2 separate regions of the Homo sapiens genome follow, and region 2 is linked to region 1. A link is an interaction called in ENCODE POLR2A ChIA-PET data of the cell type or tissue named here. Cell type or tissue: PC-9. All regions are shown on one strand. Links, peaks and the distances in the headings refer to the core of each region. The heading gives the core; the rest is flanking DNA. Region 1 holds the start of LOC105378211 (a long non-coding RNA gene). Region 2 has its middle 350 kb from the start of PRELID2.

The links. Peaks named below come from ENCODE experiments on the same cell type or tissue, not always from the same donor. Only the 100,000 strongest peaks of a DNase experiment are listed, where the experiment ranks them.
Region 2: POLR2A ChIA-PET joins it to region 1 with 6 read pairs; 2 of 35 experiments call an interaction of 5 or more read pairs at or near these places.

What each region holds. Positions count from the first base shown.
Region 1 is chr5:145,427,701-145,430,524 of GRCh38, reverse strand. It overlaps LOC105378211 (a long non-coding RNA gene), which reads right to left and starts at 658. Exons shown (of 3, transcript XR_007058983.1): 1 at 600-658. It also overlaps a transcript of PRELID2 not described here. In PC-9, for the core only: no CTCF peak of the experiment used is centred there; no DNase peak of the experiment used is centred there.
Region 2 is chr5:145,483,058-145,485,881 of GRCh38, reverse strand. It overlaps a transcript of PRELID2 not described here. Among named protein-coding and RNA genes, the nearest start is that of PRELID2, 350 kb to the left of the region's middle. RefSeq lists a silencer at 1,429-1,629. In PC-9, for the core only: no CTCF peak of the experiment used is centred there; a DNase peak (open chromatin) is centred at 1,481.

The DNA of each region.
Region 1 (2,824 bases), core at 318-2,817:
TGGGCAGAAGTGACGAAGAGCAGGTTTGAGTTCTTCATGATTTGTCTGAGGTCTAGATCTGAGACAGTGTTTCCATGAAGGTGCCGCTTGCCTCAGTGTGGTAGCCTGAGAGAATGTGTGAAGCAGAACTCCCCGGCAATTCTCATAAGTTGTGTACCATGAGCAAGAAATAAATCTTTTTTATACAAAGCCAAAGAAATTTGTTACAGCAGCATAGTTTTAACCTATTCTGACAAATACCAAAAGATACAGTTTAAATGCTGTAGGGTGTCAGAGGAAAAAGAGCTGACTTCTTGCTGTAGGTATCAGGCAATACTTCATGGAGGATGGTATATTTGAAATGGAATGGGTAGAATTTGCACATGTAGAGTTGGGAAGACAAAAATTGGATTAATTAACTATTACTTCATCGAAAACCACTCCACATGTTAGTGGCAGCAAACAACCACCATCTACTATTTCCCATGAGACTAAGGACCCAATAGGTGGTTCTGCTCTTCTGGGCTGCATTCAGGTAATACAGACTGGCCTTTCTCATGCATCTGTGTTCAGCTGCTGGGATGGCTGAGGGCTGGCTGGTTTAGGTTGGCCTCACTCACATGTCTGGAGGTTGGCTGGCTGTCGTCCTCCAGCAGGCTAACATATGTGGTGGTGGCAGGACCCTAAGAGACAGAATGGAAGCATGCCAGGCCTCTCTAGGCTTAGGCCCAGAATGAGCACATTGTGACTTGCACTACATTCTATTGGTCAAAGCAAGTCATAACACCAGCCTAGAATCAAAGTGTGGGGAAAGAGTCTCCACTTCTTGATATCATATTTCTGGTACTTGGGAGATATTCAACATTTGTGAAATAAATACATAATGAACTAGGTTCCCTGGATATTAGCTTTTTGGATCTCAGTCCTTGGACTTCCGCACTTCCCTGTCTACATGACCTACCTACGTAATCTCATCCTGTATTCCCAATTGTATGTATCTCTTCCCTGAAATATCAATCTCTTTCCATAAAACCAACTGCCTACTCCATATCTCACTAACTCTGTAATAGGCAGCTTTTGCTTAACATGTGCAAACCTAGACTCCTCATATTCCTCTCCCCCAGATGGTTTCCTCCCATAGTTTCAATTTCAGTTCATGGTAGCTACATTGTTCTAGTTGCTCAGACCACAAACCTCGAAGTCATCTTGGCCTCGTTTCTTTCTCTCATACCCCATGACCAATCCGTTAGCCAATCTTGTTAACCCTACCTTCCTTTCATGGCCAGGGTACAATTACTTTCACCCTCTCTACCACTATCATCAGGTTCAAACCATCCTAATCTGTTTGCCTTCATTATTGCAATAGGTTTCTATCCCATCTCTATCCTTGCTTCTGCTCTGACCTCTGCTCTTAATGTTTTCACACAGTCTCCAAAGTGCTCTTTTAAATATCAGAGTCATTTAATGTCACCCTCTGCTTAAGGGCTCCCAGGAGTTTCTCATCTCATGGAAAGCAGAAGTCCATTTACAAAGGCTTCCAAGGCCCCACATGAACTGTTTTCCTATTCCCACTTTGCACTCCTTCCCTACTCCTCTTTGGACTTTGTTCACTCAGCCCAGCCACACTGGCCTCCTTATTGCCCCTAGAACACAGTAGCATGCACCTGCCTGGGGGCTTCACTTTTGTTCTCTCCTCTGCCTGGAATGCTCTTCCTCCTGATAGCTGCATGCCTCCCTTGCTTATTTCTTTCAAATTTCTACCCCAGTGACTTCTTCATACCAATAAGGACTTTCTACACCTCTGTATTTAAATAGCCCCCAATAAACTATCTCTGCATCTCACTCTGTTTTTCATTATTATTATTATATTTTAAGTTCTAGGGTACATGTGCACAAAGTGCAGGTTTGTTACATGTGTATACATGTGCCATGTTGGTGTGCTGCACCCATTAACTTGTCATTTACATTAGGTATATCTCCTCCTCCCTGCCCCCACCCCACAACTTCTCCGTAGCCCTTCCAGCCTTTGACATATTCTATATTTACCTGTTGTTTGTTTGTTGTCTGATTCTTTGTACTAGAACATTAATTTCAGGCAGGCAGGAACAGTTTTTTTTTCTACTTGAATATCTCCAGAGCCTAGAAAAGCTTAGAAGTGTTTTATAAATGAATGAATAAATAGAGGTAGAGATTCTTACAATGGGTGAGAGACTAGGTGAGGTAATCTGGAAGATCATTGCAACTCAAATAGCCTGTGGCACCAATAGAAGTAGAAATTGAATTGTTTGGCCGGGCACGGTGACTCAGGCCTGCAATCCCAGCACTTTGGGAGGCTGAGATGGATGGAACACCTGAGGTCAAGAGTTTGAGACCAGTTTGACCAACACGGTGAAACCCCATCTCTAGTAAACATATGAAAATTAGCCAGGTGTGGTGGCAGGCACCTGTAATCCCAGCTACTCCGGATGCTGAGGCAGGAGAATCGCTTGAACCCAGGAGGCAGAGATTGCAGTGATCTGGGATTGCACCATTGCACTCCAGCCTGGGTGACACGAGCAAAACTCCGTCTCAAAAAAAGAAAGAAAGAAAGAAATTGAACTGTTTTCATACAAGATTTACTTGAGATCCACTGGCATCTATTATCACTATTGCCCTTCCAATCTGTTCTCTCCATTAGTGCCTAAATATCCTGGTTTTCTGTCCCTCTTCTCATAATTAATATCGTCTAATCTAAACTTCATGATTACATCCCTGAACTTTCTGCCCAAATTCTCTTTGCACTATCTCATAGCACCATTCACTATTTCCTTATACCATTTATCACAACAAAACTGTATTATACCTT
Region 2 (2,824 bases), core at 222-2,721, 55 kb before region 1:
TAAGATCTCAGTAGGCATTTAATACATAACTCCTAAATGAAGTTCTTTGCATTTGTCTTGATCAACAAATTACTTCCCTGGGTGATAACCATAAACAGCTTAATTTGGCAGGAGAATGAGCATGTACCTTATGTTTATGGATAAAAGGGTGCTTGCTACCTGACGACTCAGGTGCTGAGGAGTCTCTGGTCAGGGACAGACGTTGGTGGGAGTGGAATGGATGGGTGGGTTGCAGCGGTTAAGACTGCCATTTTAGCACAGGCACGCAGAAGTGCCAAGAACTTGAAAGCATGAGAGATAGCGAGCGAGGAAGCCAAGCCAGTTAAGGATGGCCTCCAATTCATGGTTGACAGCCAAGAGTAACTTGTGGTTAACAGAGCAGGCAAACACGCTCTACATACATGCACTCATTCTGAATGTGCTCTAGGTAAGATTATCTCAAGTTCTGTGGCTAGCTTTGAACTGGAATCACTGACTAGTAGTATGCCAATATCTCTTTGTATGTTCCTTGGAAGTACTTACCTCACTTTAAATTGTCAGATATACATATGTGATAGCCAAATTTATTCCAGACTTAAGGCCTTGGCAGTTGCCACTTGCACTGCCTAGAACCCTGTCCTCAGATTGTCCTGTGGCTGACACTTATTTTGTCAATCTCTTCTCAGTGTCACTATTAGTTCTTCCAGAATTCTTTCTTGAATTCATTTTAAAAAGACAAACCAGAGCTTTCTGTTATATTTTAGTTTTATTATCTTGTAGCATGTATGACTGTTTGAAGTTATCTTAAAGATTTTATAATTGGCTATTTCTTTATTATAGGCATGTTTGGATATTGCTATGTTGCAGGTATTCTTCCTTCTGGTCTGGAAGCTCTATGACAACGACGAATTTCTCTATCTCATTCACCTTTGTACCCTCAGAAGCTAGAAGAGCCCCTGGTAGTAGCTCCTCTCTGTTGCTTGAGGGCAAGAATTGTATCTCAGACAAAGTCCTGAACTTGATGTCTAGCACAGTCAATGAACATAAAGATGCTCATTAATATTTAGATTTCTCTAATGGGAAATACAGTAAAACCTTATAGAAGTAACAGATAATGAACATTAAGTGAACTCCTTGTTGGCTAAAAGAGGTAGTTTTTTCTTAACTTTTAAGTTAATTTAAAATCAGCTTTTTGTGTGTGTATTTGTGTGTTTAGTGTCCAGTTGAGTACCATTATGTGACAGGTGCTTTTAGAAGTGAAGAAAGGTAGAAGTGTCCTTGCCTTTTAAGATCTTATACTCTGTTTTAAAATGAGCCAATGAAATGCTTTCTCCTTTCTAGTATTTGTAAATGGAGGCTACCTGTGTTCTTAGACATAATGATATTTGTTGAAGAATGAATCAATGTATCAATGAATAAGGAATCAATGAACCAATAAGAAATAGAAGAGCTAAGGGAACAAAACACAGCCAATTTGTCTATGAGTCAGTCTATGAGTCAGAGTAGGAGGATCTGCTTACATGAAGTCTTTGACTCATGAAATAGGCTACATTGATTTTTTAACCCAATGGAAGTCACTGTTTCCTTGTGCTCATAGCATTGTTTCTTACCCCATGGGATGCTTACGGTGTCCCTGTGCCTGTAATGCCCCTTCCTCATAGTCTCCATATGTTCAAAGTCCAGGCACTAAGGATAAAATTAAACATCATCACTTCAGTGAAATATTTTATTGCCTCCCTTGTAGTAAGTAATTTCTCCTGCCTCTGAATTCCGAGAATGCTCTACTGATTCCTTGCCTGTGGCACTTAACCTTCCCATGTTAAATTACCGTTATTTATGTCTGCATTTGATTTTCTCTTTTAGACTCTCAGCTCTTCAAGGGCAGGCTTCATTGATGATTTATCTGAGTAGCCAACCTTCAGTAATTTATTCAATAAATCTTTACTGAAGAGTTATTATATGTCAGGTACAGTGCTCATTTTGGAGAAACAGTTGTGAGCAACTGACACAGACAAGGGAAACACTCACTTGCCCTGTATTATAGGGTTTAATAATAGAGAATAGTATTAATGGCTTTTATATGTTAAGCACTTCGGCCGATTTAAGACAATTATCTTAGCATATTGTGATAGGTAAGGACATAGGTTTTCAACTCCGTAGATTGTGATTTAGTTCCTGGCTCTATCACTTGTTGGATGTGTGGTCTTGAAGGACATAGGTTTTCAATTCCATAGATTATGATTTAGTTCCTGGCTCTATCACTTGTTGGATGTGTGGTCTTAAGTTGGTAATACAACCTCTTGGAGTTTATGCCTCAGTTATTACCACAAATAATGCTGTATAACCAAGCCAAAGCAGATAAAAGCAGAATTTATTAGGCTCATGAGTCTGTGGATTGATTGGATGGCTCTTCTGGTCTGGACTAGACTAGGCTGGTCTTAGGACTGTGGCTAGCTCATGTGTCTGTCTGTGATGAGCTAATGAGTCAGCCAGGACAATGATGCAGTCTAGAATAGCCTCACCCTCTGCATAGCAAGCCTGCACTTCCACACATGGTGGCTCTGGGGATCCAAAACAGCTAGTAGAAACATGCTATTTGTAATGTAGGCTCAGAATGGTCAGAGTGTCACTTTTGTCTAATTCTACTGCTTGAGCAAGTCCCAGGGCCAGCCCAGATTCATGAGGTGGGAAACAGACTCTATATTTTGATGGGCATTGCTGCAAAGTCACATCGTACAGGGTGTGAACACAAGGAGACATCAACAATTGTGGGCGATTTTTGGACTTCATCTACTACAACTTCAGTCTATAAAATAGAGATGATAATAATAGTCCCCATTTTATA